2 separate regions of the Homo sapiens genome follow, and region 1 is linked to region 2. A link is a loop called in an ENCODE intact Hi-C map of the cell type or tissue named here. Cell type or tissue: IMR-90. All regions are shown on one strand. Links, peaks and the distances in the headings refer to the core of each region. The heading gives the core; the rest is flanking DNA.

Region 1 (7,485 bases), core at 1,516-6,515, 80 kb after region 2:
CACTACACTTCACAACATCCCCCACATTTACCTACAGACTCAATGCTTTTCCTATAAAAATCCCAAAAGGAGTATTTGAGTAACTTAAGCTGACTCTAAAATTTATGTAACAGATAAAAGACCCCAAAATAATTAAAATAGCCCTGAAGAACAACAACAACAAAAAACATGAGTGAGGACATGCCCTGTCAGATAGCAAGACTTATCATAGATGACATAGTACTTAACACAGCTTAGTATCAGTTCAGATAGACAAAGTAATCATCTGAACAAAATTGAAAGCCTGAAAAAAAAGGCCCACACTTACGTGGACACTTGATTTATGACAAAAATGGTGAACTATTCAGTAAATGGTGTTGGGACAATAGGTTATGAAAAAAAACAAAGAAAATCATATACTTATATATCATACACAGAAGCAGTCTCTGCTGTATTATATACAAAACTTGAATTCTCTTAGAGAACGTTATAGGATAATATTTTTATAACCTTAAGGTAGGGAAGTATTTCTTAAACAAGATTGAAAGGCACAGATAAATTCAGCTACATTAAAATTAAGAACTTTTAGCCAGGCACGGTGGCTCACGCCTGTAATCCCAGCACTTGTGAGGCGGAGACGGGCGGATCACTTGAGGCCAGGAGTTTGAGATCAGCCTGGCCAACATGGTGAAACCCCATCTCTACTAAAAAATACAAAAACTGAGTATGGTGGTGCACGCCTGTAATCCCAGCTACTCAGGAGGCTGAGGCACAAGAATCACTTGAACCCAGGAGGTGGAGGTTGCAGTGAGCCAAGATCACGCCACTGCACTGCACCCTGGGTGACAGAGTGAGACTCTGTCTCAAAAAAAGAAAAAAAAAAAGAACTTTTGTTCTTTAAAAGGCACCATAGAGAAATAAAGAAGCTATTTGCTACACTTATAATCATTGAAGGGTTAGTATCCAGAATATCCAAAGTCCAAAAAATTAGTAATCCATAAAACAGTAAATCAGTAAAACACACATGATGCAATATAGTTCTGGACAGGAAGTATGAGCAGGCATCTCACAAAAGAGAAAATATGAATGGTGAAAAGAGATATGAAAGTTCCTCAAACTCACTAGTAATTAGCAAAATAAGACCATAAGGAATTATATTTTACACCCACTGGATTGCCAAAAGTTAAGAAGCCTGAGTCTACAGAGTTGGTGAAATTTTAGATCAACTGTAACTCATATATACAATTGTTGGGGCTGGGCATGGTGGCTCACACCTGTAATCCCAGCACTCTGGGAGGCTGAGGCAGGAGGATTGCTTGAGCCTAGACATTCAAGACCAGCTTGGGCAACATAGCAAGACCCTGTCTCTACAAAACAAAATAATAATAATTTAAAAAGTAACTGGGCATGGTGGTGCTTGCCTGCATTCCCAGCTACTTAGGAGGCTGAGGTGGAAGAATTGCTTGAGCCTGGGAGATTGAGGCTGCAGTGAGCTGTGATAATGCCTCTATACCTCAGCCTGGGTGACAGAGTGAGACCTCATCTCAAAAACAATAAATTAATTAATTAAATAAATAAAACCTCATCTTGGTAAGCTTCTTCTCAATACACAGGTGACTATATTTCCAGATTTTTAAAAAAATGTGGTTTCTTGGCCAGGTGTGGTAGCTCACACCTGTAATCTCAGCACCTTGGGAGGCTGAGGCAGGTGGATTGCTTGGGCTCAGCAGTTCAAGACCAGCATGGGCAACATGGTAAAATGCCGTCCCTACAAAAAATACAAAAAACAAAACAAAACAAAACAAAAAAATTACCCGATCATGTTGGCACGTGCCTGTAGTCCCAGCTACTCAGAAGACTGAGGTAGAAGAATCGCTTGAGCCCAGGAGCTTAAGGCTGAAGTGAGCCATGATCATGCCACTGCACTCCAGCCTGGGGGACACAGTGAGATCCTGTCTCAAAAGAAAATAATATATATATGTTTCTTTAAAGATATCTTTGGATTCTTTGAGGTTTTTACAAATACTAACATAATCTTCATCTCTTTAGCAAGGCTATCCACATTGACTCTGGATATATATCCAGGAGTAATTTTTTAAAGTTTACTTACAATCATAAAACTGTGTTTGCATTGCTCAGTAGCCCTGCATAGTTTACTAAAACAGTTCAAATCATTTCGACATAGTAACACCAGCTAATTATCACAAACTAATCACACTTGGAAGAATTGTTTCCTTGACTAACAATTGCCATATCTCAGAACCGTTACTTCTCAATAATATAAGCTCTTGGTCATTAGGATTGAAAAAAGAGGAGATGAGCTCATCATCATCTTTGGAGAGACAAGCAGGGGGCAAAAGCAACAAGACTGCATGTCCTGGCTATTTTCCCCAGAATAGATTCCAGTTTGCCTTTCTCCTAATATGCTCAGAATATAAACCAACACTTCACATTTGGTCTATTTCTTGCTTCAGTCATTACGCTTTCATTAGTGGACTTTTTAGTTCCTTTAATTCTTTATCTCTCACTAGCACTACTTTTTAATATTTCATTTTATAGTCTTTATTAGCTTATTGGTTGTATCTCTTTTTATTTGTTCTCTTTTGTCTGGGTTTGTGGCTTTGGGGTCTACAGTGTACATTCCTCACTTGTTCTTTTTTCTCTTTCTTTTTTACAGACATGATCTCACTTCCATCACCCAGACTGCAGTGCAGTGGTGCAATCGCAGCTCACTGCAGCCTGGAATTCCAGAGCTCAAGCGATCTTCCCACCTCAGCCTCTCAAGTAGCTGGGACTATGGGTACACACAACTACACCCTGCAAAGTCTACAGTGTACCTTCTTAACTTATCAGTCTCTTTTCAAATAATATTAGACTACCTTTTTATTGATTTATTTTTTAATCGAGACGGAGTCTTGCTCTCTTGCCCAGGCTGGAGTGCAGTGGTGCAATCTTGGCTCACTGCAACCTCTGCCTCCCGGGTTCAAGTGATTCTCCTGCCTCAGCTCCCAAGTAGCTGGGATTACAGGTCTGTGCCACCACGCCCAGCTAATTTTTGTATTTTTAGTAGAGACAGGGTTTCACCATGTTGGCCAGGCTGATCTCGAGCTCCTGATCTCAAATGATCCACCCAACTCAGCCTCCCAAAGTGCTGGGATTACAAGCGTGAGCCACCACACCTGGCCTAGACCACCTTTTGTAGAAGAATTTGGCCTATTATATAAAAGCCTTACAACAGTGTGCTTCCATTTTTCTCTCCCAGTTTCTGTGCTATTGTTGCCTTTTACTTTACTTCTGTATACACTTTATTCTCATTATTTACAGATTCTATATTTGTAAAGTCACCTACTTGCTACAATTTATTTGTAACTCCAAAATCTATATGGTAATTCTGTAATTATTTGTGAACATGCTCAGAGCAGCAAAATCTTTGAGTCCCTTGAGGTTCACAATCCAATCAGAAGAAATAAGGCAATGCCTGTCTTCTTTGTTTCAGCTCTTCTAATGTAAATAAGTGTCCTATTTTTGGTCTAGTTATTGCCACATTGTTTATATGTTGTGCTTTCCATGTAGATGATTTCACTGTTTAAAGTGGCCCCCCAAAAGACTTGTATACTGAAAACTATGAAATGTTGTTGAAAGAAATAAGTAAATGGAAAGACATCTGGTGTTCATGGAAGACTTGGTATTGTTAGGATGTCAATATTACCCAAAGTGATCTACAGATGCAATGCAATTCCTATCAAAATCCCAATGACATTTTTTTTTGCAAAAATAGAAAAGTCCATCTTAAAATTCATGTAGAATCTCAAGGAACCACCAAATAGCCAAAACAATCTTGAAAAAGAAGAAAGTTAGAAGTCTCATATTTTCTGATTTAAAAATTTTCTGCAAAGGTATGGTAATCAAAATAGACTGGTACTGGCATAAAGACAGATATAGAGACTAGTGGAAGAAAATAGAGAACTCAGAAATAAACCCTCTCATATGGTCAAATGATTTTCAACAAGGCTTCCAGCCATACTCAATAGGGAAAGGACAGACTCCTTAACAAATAGTGTCAAGAAAACTGGATGTCAGGCCAGGCGCGGTGGCTCACGCTTGTAATCCCAGCACCTTGGGAGGCCAAGACAGGCGGATCACCTGAGGTCAGGAGTTTGAGACCAGCCTGGCCAACATGGTGAAACCCCGTCTCTAATAAAAATACAAAAGTTAGCCGGGCGTGGTGGCACATGCCTGTAATCCCAGCTACATAGGAGGCTGAGGCAGGAGAATCACTTGAACCCAGGAGGTGGAGGTTGCAGTGAACCTAGATCATGCCACTGCACTCCAGCCTGGGCGACAGAGCGAGACTCTGTCAAAAAAAAAAAACAGAAAAAAAGAAAGAAAGAGAAAACTAGATGTCCACATGCAAAAGAATAAAGTTGGACCTTTATCTTATACCATATACAAAAATGGACTCAAGGCCGGGCGCGGTGGCTCACGCCTGTTATCCCAGCACTTTGGGAGGCCGAGGCGGGTGGATCACGAGGTCAGGAGATCGAGACCATCCTGGCTAACACAGTGAAACCCCGTCTCTACTAAAAATACAAAAAATTAGCCGGGCGAGGTAGCGGGCGCCTGTAGTCCCAGCTACTCGGGAGGCTGAGGCAGGAGAATGGCGTGAACCCCGGGGGGCGGAGCCTGCAGTGAGCCGAGATCGCGCCACTGCACTCCAGCCTGGGTGACAGGGAGACTCCGTCTCAAAAAAAAAAAAAAAAAAAAAAAAATGGACTCAAAATGGATTAAAGATCTAAACATGAGGCCTAGACCTATAAAACTCCTAGAAGAAAACATAGGGGAAAAGCTTCATGATGTTGGATTTGGCAATGATTTAGTGGATATCACTGGATAATGATAAATATTAGATAATGATTTCTTCCTTTGGATATGACACCAAAAGCACGAGCAACAAAAGAAAAAAAAGACAAATGGAACTACATCAAACTCAAAAACTTTTGCTCATCAAAGGACACAGTCCACAGAGTGAAAAGGGAACCTATGGAATGGGAGAAAATATTTTGAAATCCTATATCTGATAAGGGATCCAGAATATATAAACAACTACAACTCAACAACAATAAAAAAATCAAATAACCCATTTTAAAAGTGGGTAAAGGCATGGAATACTGTGTGGCTATAAAAATGAGTGAGATCGCCGGGTGCGGTGGCTCATGCCTGTAATCGCAGCACTTTGGCAGGCAGATAATGAGGTCAGGAATTCAAGACCAGCCTGGCCAACATGGTAAAACCCTGTCTCTACTAAAAATACAAAACAGCTGGCTGTGGTGGCAGGTGCCTGTAATCCCAGCTACTCAGGAGGCTGAGGAAGGAGAATGACTTGGAGCCGGGAGGTGGAGGTTGCAGTGAGCCAAGATCATGCCACTGCACTCCACCCTGGGTGACACAGCGAGACTCTGTCTCAAAAAAAATAAAAATAAATAAGATCATGTCCTTTGCAGCAACATGGATGGAGCTAGAGGCCATTATCCTAAGCAAATACAGAAACAGAAAGCCAAATACTGCATGTTCTCACTTATAAGTGGGAGCTAAACAATGAGTGCACATGAACACAAATAAGGGAACAACAGACACCAGGACCTACCTGAGGGTAGAGGGTGGGAGGAGGGTGAGGATGGCCAAACTACCTATCTGGTACTATGCTGATTATATGAGTGACAAAATAATCCGTACACCAAACTCCTGTGAGACACAGCTTACCTATATCACAAACCTGCACATGTAGCCCTGACCCTAAAATAAAAGTGAAAAAAATGGATAAAGGATCTGCTTGAGTAGACATTTCTCCAATGATAATACACAAATGACCATCAAGCATATGCAAAGATGCTCAACATGACTAATCATCAGAGAAAAGCAAATCAAAACCACAATGAGATATCACTTTACACCTCTTAGAATATCAAAAACAACAAACAAGCAAAACCCCAGAAAACAGCAAGTATTGGCAGGAATATGGAGAGGCCTGGACCCTTGAACACTGTTGGTATGACTATAAAATGGTACAACCACGGTGGAAAACAGTATGGTGGTTCTTCAAAAAGTTAAAACAGAACTACCGTATGGTCTAGCAATCCCACTTCTGAATATATCTCCAAAAGAACTGAAATCAGGGTTTTGAAGAGAGATTTGCAAACCCCTATATCTAGCAGCACTATTAACAATAGCGAAGAGTTGGGAACAAACTAAATGTCCATCCATGGATGAATCAATAGACAAAATGCAATATGTATGCACAATGGAATACTATGCAGCCTTAAGAAGGAAAGAAATCCTGTCACATGCAACAGCATAGATTACCCTTGAGGACATTATGCTAAGTGAAACAAGCCAGTTACAAAAGAACAAACACCGTGTGATTCTTCCTATATAAGGTATCCAAAATAGTCGAATTCATTGATATAGAAAGTAGAATGGCTGTTACCAGGGGATGAGGGAAAGGGAAAATGGGGAGATGTTGTTTAATGGATATAGAATTTCAGTTCTGCAAGATGAAAAAGTACTGGTGATCTATTTCATAACAATGTAAATATGCTTAACACTACTGAACCGTATACTTAAAAAAGGTTAATTATGGGCTAGGCGTGGTGGTTCATGCCTGTAATCCTAGCACTTTGGGAGGCCGAGGTGGGTGGATCACCTGAGGTCAGGAGTTCGAGACCAGCCTGGCCAACATGGTGAAACCCCATCTCTACCAAAAATACAAAAATTAGCTGGGCAAGGTGGTGCGCACCTGTAATGCCAGCTACTCGGGAGGCTGAAGCAGGAGAATTGCTTGAACACGGAAGGTGGAGGTTGCAGTGAGCCAGGATTACGCCACTGTACTCTAGCCTGGGCGACAGAGCTGGACTCAATCTCCAAAAAAAAAAAATATTGTTAACATGGTAACTTTTATGATTTGTTTTTTAACCACAATTTTTAAAATCTTATTTTAGTGCATATGTATAACTAAGATATACAGAAATTCCTGGCTCAGTGACCCTTCCAGATGCTTTGCCTTTGGGGGAGAAATCAAGTAGAAGTTCGGAGGGGCTAATACAGTTACACAGATCATAAAATATGCTGTGAGAGAAAAGAGGCAGAGTTGTTTGTCTATTTTGTGTTTTGGGCTCACATTTGCTCAAGAGCTTTATGTTTATCAATCAGATAATTAAAGAATATTTGCTTAAATATCACTTTGGTTTGCTGAAATCAACACAGCCTAAGGATAAAAACCTAGTTTTTCCTCAAATTTTGTCATTACAGGTTGAATTAAGTGTGTCCCCTCAGATTCACACATTGAAGTCATAACCCCCAGTACCTTAAGATGATACATTTTATGTTGTGTTTTTTACCGCAATGAAAATTTTAAAACTATTTTAAAAATAAATAAACTCAAAATGGATCAAAGACCCAACTATAAACTATAAACTCTCTTAAAAGAAAACATAAAACTGGGCGTGGTGG
Region 2 (7,827 bases), core at 1,314-6,313:
TGTGGAATCATAAAGTATGTATATGTAGCCTTTATAGACTAGCTACTTTTAGAAATATGCATTTGAGTTTCCTCCATGTCTTTTCATGAGTTGATAGCTCATTTCCTTTTTATCATCACATAACATTCCATTTTATGGATGTACTACCATTTACTCATTCACTTCTCAAAGGACATCTTGACTGTTTCCAGTTTTGGGCAATTATGAATAAAGCTGCTATGAATATCAATGTGCAACTTTTTGAGTAGACATAAGTTTTTAATTCATTTGGGTAAAAACCCAGGAGCACAATTGCTAGATCATGTAGTAAGACTGTTTAGCTTTGTAAGAAACTGCCGGACTGTCCTCCAAAATGGTTGTACCATTTTGCATTTACAACCAGGAATGAATGAGAGTTCCTGGTGCTCCACATCCTCACCCAGCATTTGGTGGTGTCAGTGTTTTTTAAAATATGTTTTTACCATTCTAATAGGTGTGCAGTGATATCTCATTGTTGTTTTAATTTGCAATTCCTTAATGGCATATAATGTATTGCATCATTTCATGTTTGTTCCATCTGCATATCTTTTTTTGTGAGGTGTCTGTTCAGCTCTTTTGTCCATTTTTAATTAAAATCTTTAATTGCTGAGTTTTAAGGGTTCTTGGTATATTTTGGATACAAATTCTTTATCAGATATATATATATACACACATATATGTATATATATGTGTGTGTGTGTATATATATGTGTGTGTATATATATATATATATATATATATATATATATATATATATATATATATATATGTTTTGAGATGGAGTCTTGCTCTGTTGCCAAGACTGGAGTGGAGTGGCACGATCTCGGCTCACTGCAACCTCCACCTCCCAGGTTCAAGCAATTCTCCTTCCTCAGCCTCCCAAGTAGCTGGGATTACAGACACCCACCACCACACCTAGCTAATTTTTGTATTTTTAGTAGAGATGGGGTTTCACCATCTTGGCCAGGCTGTTCTTGAACTCCTGACTTCGTGACCCACCCACCTCGGTCTCCCAAAGTGCTGGGATTACAGGCATCAGCCAATGAGCCTGGCCTAAATTCTTTATCAGATACATGTTTTACAAAGAATTTCTCCCAGTCTTGTCTTTTCATTCCCTTAAGAGTCATACTGTGGCCAGACACACCTCTAATCCCAGCAATTTTGGAAGCTGAGGTGGTGGATTGCTTGGGCCCAGGTGTTTAAGACCTGTTTGGCAACATGGCAAAACCCTGTCTCTACCAAAAAAAAATATAAAAAGACAAAAACAAAAAACAAAAATTTACCGGGCATGGTGGCACACGCCTGTAATCCCAACTACTCGGGAGGCTGAGGTGGCAGAATTGCTTGAGCCCTGGAGGTCTAGGTTGCAGTGAGTCATGATCATGCCACTGCACTCCAAACTGGGCAACAGAGTGAGACCCTGTTTCAATTTATTTATTTATTTTAAAGAAGAGTGATATTGTTTTGAATGCAGGTTAATAGTCCTTAATCCCCTGAGGTCGGTGTTGCCCAGTGCCATAACTTTAGGACTACCTTCTTTCACAAAATAGATGAGAAAGGAAAAAACAGAGTGGCTCACGCCTGTAATCCCTACACTTGGGAGGCTGAGGCAGGTGGATCACTTGAGGTCAGGAGTTCAAGACCAGCCTGGCCAACATAGTGAAACCCCATCTCTACTAAAAATACAAAAATTAGCCAGGCATGGCAACAGGTATCTGTAGTCCCAGCTACCTGGGAGGCTGAAGCAGGAGAATCACTTGGACCTGGGAGGCGGAGGTTGCAGTGAGCCAAGATTGCACCACTGCACTCTAGCCTCGGCAACGGAGCGAGACTCCATCTCAAAAGAAAAAAAAAAAAAGAAAGAAAGAAAGAAAGAAAAGAAAGGAAAAAACAGAAAAAAATATCCTGAAGAACTCAGAACAGTCTCTAAGTGCTTAGTTGTGTATGTTCATAGCCATGCTGATGCTGACAACAAATCCAAAAGGATCACACCAAACATTTTTTCAATTAAAAATTATAATAAATAACGTAAGGTAATACATAGGCTAATTAGCTTGATTTAGCCACTCCAAATTTCAAAACATTATGTTGTATGCCATAAATATATACAATTTTTATTTGTCAATTAAAAAATAGAAGATAAAATAATTAGGTAAATAGGCTCAAAAACATTTAAGAAATTACACGTGAATGGGGCTTCATTAAAAAAAATTCCATCCTAGCCAGGCACGGTGGTTTATGCCTGTAATCCCAGCACTTTGGGAGGCCAAGGCGGGTGGATCACCCGCGGTGAGGAGTTCGAGACCAGCCTGGCCAAGATGGTGAAACCTCATCTCTACTGAAAATATAAAAATTAGCCGGGCGTGGTGGTGGGCACCTGTAATCCCAGCTACTTGGGAGGCTGAGGCAGAGAACTGCCTGAACCTGGGAGGTGGAGGTTACAGTGAGCTGAGATCGTGCCACTGCACTCCAGCCTGGGTAGTAAAGCAAGACATCATCTCAAAAAAAAAAGAAAAAAAAATTCCATCCTAAGTAAATCTTTGGGAATAAAGGCTAGGTTTTTTCCCCCCTGCTTTTATGTCTATTGAGTTTCTTCGCTTTAGAATGAGCCTCTGCATTAATAAGATCCTCTGGGATCATATCCACAAAAGGGTATTAAATCCTTGAAGGGTTGTTATAAATCTTCTGTCTTGGCCACACTAATAGAAATCCAGCCTAGGAACACCTTCCTCACCCCTGAGCCCCTTCTCTAAGGAACTCTACAGTGTCAGTCAGTCATCCAAATCAATGACTTTACCCATCACCTACAGGCAGCCAGTCTGCCTGGCTGAACCATGGCAGTCATTCTGCCTCAGAAATAACTCTGATGGACAACCCGGGCAGGGAGGAATACGGGAAATTATAAGAAGGACCTAGGCATGGAGGTAGACCAGCTGAAAGTTTTCCAGGAACATTTGAAACACTCTTTTTTACACTTGAGACAAGTGACATGGTTTTCTTAATGAGCACATGCAGCCAAAATCCCAGTTCATATACTGGAAGGAAAAGTCTCATAGAACAAGCAGCAGACCTCTGAGGAATGGATTCAGAAACAATTCCAGACCCAGAATGTGAAAAGTTAGCTTTAAATACCCTGCTCTCAGACCACCCAGGAATGGTATCCAGACCTCATCCTGGCCTCTAGAGAATTCCCAGGGCCACCTGTCAAAGTGGCTTGTCAGGCATGGATAAAAATGCCATTGGGGGAAGGAAAATGCAACATAAAGCCTTCTAGCAGAGGAAATATGAAGAATAGTATTTTCTACACGACTGCGCTAAAGGGTTCATTTAAAGAAAAAAACACTTCTAACTATTAGGGAAAATTCCAGGTTAACTATACTTAAAAAAAAAAAAAAAGCCCAAAAATCTAGTAAATATTTTGCTGGGAAATTCACACTTAAAGAAATGGTCTTTCAGGCCCCTGGGGAGAAGGCATTAAGCTGACACATTTTTCAAATCAAAATGGCTGCTCTAAAAACATAAACCTTCAAAATGAACACCACAGAGAGCCCCTTTCTTCCTGTGCTGAGCACGCTCACTACCCACTCAGAGCGCCCTGTGCCAAGGCGAAGTCAAACCCCATAGAAACCTGATCCCCACTGTGGAGAAAACTGTGCAGCGCCCTTGTTTTCTGTCGTGCTTTGTTTTGTATTTCAGATGTGCTGGTCACATCTGTTCTTTATCTCCCCTCTTCCACTGTGATTTTGTTTACAGGATCCCAGAACAATGGGGACTGCAGAATCTCCACACAGATGACAGGAGACAAGGCTCTCAGGGGGTAGTCACTGTCTGCAAAACGTGGAGCCAAAGGCGTGGTTTTCAGAGTAGCTGCCAACACTCCAAGTTACTCAGGCTCATGGACCAGGAATGACTGGAAAGGAGACTGCCTTGTCTGGGGAAGATCCAGACCCACAGATGCAATTTTTTGAAAGTAATCTCTTTACAATGGCCTGCCCATCTCCTCTCTCTGCTTAGAAGTTTTTGTGTTCTGTAAGGAGCCTTCTAATGGGCTTCTGTCTGCCTGGGCTTCTGTCCCTTTGGTTCTCCCAGTCTGCTCTCTGTCTCTTTTGTTTCTTTCATCCCTGGATTCCAGGAAGTCAAGGTCAGGGCAGCTTACCAGTCCCTAAACACCATTATTTTGGCAGGATGCTTTGGCAGTGGAATGAATGCCTGCAGAAGGCCTCACCTAGTCACCCACAAATTCATGAACACAGCTGTGACTTTTCGAAGCAGAAGCCAGACTCTTAGTCTTTGTTTTTTATCTTTTTTTTCTTTTTTTTTTTTTTTTGAGACGGAGTCTCACTCTGTCGCCTAGGCTGGAGTGCGGTGACACCATCTTGGCTCACTGCAACTTCTGCCTCCTGGGTTCAAGCAGTTCTCCTGCCTCAGCCTCCCGAGTAGGTGGGATTACAGGCACCCACCACTACACCTGGCTAAGTTTTGTATTTTTAGTAGAGATGGGGTTTCACCATCTTGGCCAGGCTGGTCTTGAACTCCTGACCTCATGATCTGCCCACCTCGGCCTCCCAAAGTGCTGGGACTAGAGGTGTGAGCCACCGCACCTGGCCTGTTTTTCATCTTATTTTTAAAAGTCATATGTCGAGCAAGAAAAAATCTAGACTACAGTGTTACTCAAACTGTGGGTTGCTAACAGACAGTGCTCCTCATGGCTCTTACTACTGGTCAGTGGAGAAACGAAGAAATTGAGAGAATGCATTTAGAAAATTTCATAGTGCTTTCACAGAATAATCTTATGTCTCTTGAATCTAATAATAAAAATTGGGGAGCCTATATTTTACATGTCTTTGGTTTGCTATTTCACTTTTCTATTTATTCATTTTTAGTATATTTATAAGAATGTCAGTCCATAATGGCATGGAAATAATTCAAGAAGAAGGAAACCCTATCACACATAGTATGAAAAGCAAACCACAGACGATACAAAAAAAGAAAGAAAAAAAACCCACCAAACACTCATTTAGCCATTACCCAGCCTTTGTCAAAACTTAACATTTTATCATGTTTGCCTTTGCTTTTTTAATTTTTATTGATTGGTTGATTGATTGAGACAGACTCTCACTTTATCACCCAGGCTAGAGTACAGAGGCCCACATGGCTCATTGCAGCCTCAACCTCCTGAGCTCAAGGGATCCTCACACCTCAGCCTCCCAATTAGCTGGGACTAAAGCTCATGCCACCATGTTTGGCTAATTAAAAATTTTTTTTTGTAGAGACAGGGTCTCACTATGTTGTCCAGGCTGGTCTCAAACTCATGTGATCCTCCCACCTTGGCCTCCCAACGTGCTGGGATTATAGGCATGAGCCATCGCACCTGGACATTGCCTTTTTTTCTTTTTTTTTTTTGAGACGGAGTTTAGCTCTGTCACCCCCAGGCTGGAGTGCAGTGGCCCAATCTTGGCTCACTGCAACCTCCGCCTTCCTAGTTCAAGCAATACTCCTGCCTCAGCCTTTCGAGTAGCTGGGACTACAGGCATGCATCACCATGCCCAGCTAATTTTTGTATTTTTAGTAGAGACAGTGTTTCACCATGTTGGCCAGGCTGGTCTTGAACTCTTGACTTCAAGTGATCCGCCTGTCTTGGCTTCCCAAAGTGCTGGGATTACAGGCGTGAGCCACCATGCCCAGCCTAGCCATTGCCTTTTTTAAAGAGATTAAAAATTACACATTTTTCCTCACCTTTCCTCTCTTCCACCCTTCTCTTTACCCTTCCCTCCCTCTTCATTCTCTTTCTTTTCCCCCTCTTCCTCCTCTCTTCCATTCTCCTTCTACCCACCCCACTTCTCTTCTATTCCCTCCCCTCCCTCCTTCATCTGCCTTCCACTTCTCACTTCCCTACACTTCTACCTCCCTTCTCTCTTCTCCCCCTCCCTCTAATTTTTAGGTAAATTGAGCATGGTAGACCTCCAAGGTTGGGAGACAGAGGAATCCACAGTGGCCCAGCATGAGGAAGCAGAGCCTGGGCAGGATGCATAAGTGGGATGCCAGGTGAAGGGATGTGGGGTGTCAGCACCCAGGAGAGGTGAGCAAGTTGTCCATGAAGCAGGGCAGCCTCTGGCATGGGAAGTCAGGACTCAAACAGGAGAGAAAGCCTGTCACATGGGAGAATGAGATGGGATATTAGCCGTACTCCAGAGGATTGATCAAATAAATAAATGCGATAAGAATAATGACAGCCAGGTCTCTATGGAAATAAGGAAAACTAGGATAAATTCTGAATTGTTGAACCAGAATTAGATGTGTTGGTGAAAACTTAAAGTTTATCATATATAGAGATCAACGAATAATATAGTTTTAAATGTGTATATATGCATATACATTTCTATTCCCTAGCTCCGTGTGCCGAGAGCAGCGACACCCCATGAGCAATGAACACACCTAGTGCTCAGATCTGGTTTCTAAATATTGTTTTTCACTAAAAGGAATGAGGACTTCTTGGAGAGCTGGCAGATTCTAGAGTTAAGACTGAGAATGCACACGATGAGCCTGGAACATCTTGTACCAGAAATCAAGACAGTACTCCAACAATGATGAGGATCTGTCAAAGGACACAGAAGTGAACTTGAATGGGCTTCCCCTGGCCGGTGTGGTCAGGATTTGAACATTAAATTAAATAATTATAGTAACAAATTATAATCTATTTGCTAAAATAGAAATCATGAGCCCATTCAGATGTACATTAAAACATGAGTAAATTAAGAGTTTGAAGGGATGGGACATTTACATAGTTATTCATTATAAAGGAAAAGAGAGTCTCTTTACAGTGAAAAAGCGGGCAGACACCACAGTAATCATGTGATCCAGCTGAACATCATCATTGCTTGAGCCCAAGAGTTTGAGCCTGCAGTGAACTGCGATCATGTCACTAGACTCCAGCCTGAGTGACAGACCAAGATCCTATCTCTAAAACAACAACATTATTCTGGTTTCTTAGAGTGTGTTAAAAAAATTATACAAAATGAACATCATCAGTGTTAATTAAATAAAACTTAATAGGAGGGCATTGGTTCAGACTGGGCTCCTACCCTAGGCCTAACAGACCAAAATGGAGTTAAACCAAGCCAAAACTAAGTTGTTTATCTGACCTTCCAAGAAATCAGGAAAGAAAAATAGCCAAATCCCTAAACAGGCCAGTTTTATACAGCATGATAAGGAAGTCCCCTCTGCTTTAACCCTTACAAAAAGGTAATCTGGACTGGGTGTGGTAGCTCATGTCTGTAATTTCAGCACTTTGGGAAGCCGAGGTGGGTGGATCGTTTGAGACCAGGAGTTTGAGACCAGCCTGGCCAACATGGCGAAACCCCACCTCTACTAAAAATACAAAAATTAGCCGGGTGTGGTGGCACACACCTGTAGTCCCAGCTACTGTGGAGGCTGAGGCATGAGAATCGCTGGAACCCAGGAGGAGGAGGTTGCAGTGAGCCAAGATCATGCCACTGCACTCCAGCTGGGCTACAGAGTGAGACTTTGTCTCAAAAAAAAAAAAAAAAAAGAAAGAAAGAAAAGGGAAAAAAGTAACCTGAAGTAACTTGACATTGGTCAATCAGCTTTATTTCTATTGTTCTGTTTCCTTGTTCTCACCTTACAAAACCCACTTCTCTTTTGCCCCCTGCCAATCTATTCTTCTATTTTGTAGAATAGAGGCTATCTTAACTCATAAATTCCAAATAAAAGCCAATTAGGTCTATAACTAAACTCATGATTTTGTCTTTTGACATCAGTAATGGGACAAATTGAAACTGTGCACCATTG

The links. A loop is a pair of places that touch in the nucleus more often than their neighbours do. Peaks named below come from ENCODE experiments on the same cell type or tissue, not always from the same donor. Only the 100,000 strongest peaks of a DNase experiment are listed, where the experiment ranks them.
Region 1: it touches region 2 in a loop (2.6-fold over the local background); 3 of 110 quality-filtered maps call a loop at or near these places.

Annotation. Positions count from the first base shown.
Region 1 is chr4:54,114,237-54,121,721 of GRCh38, reverse strand. No RefSeq gene overlaps it. Among named protein-coding and RNA genes, the nearest start is that of GSX2, 18 kb to the right of the region's middle. In IMR-90, for the core only: no CTCF peak of the experiment used is centred there; no DNase peak of the experiment used is centred there.
Region 2 is chr4:54,193,490-54,201,316 of GRCh38, reverse strand. No RefSeq gene overlaps it. Among named protein-coding and RNA genes, the nearest start is that of PDGFRA, 32 kb to the left of the region's middle. In IMR-90, for the core only: no CTCF peak of the experiment used is centred there; a DNase peak (open chromatin) is centred at 3,886.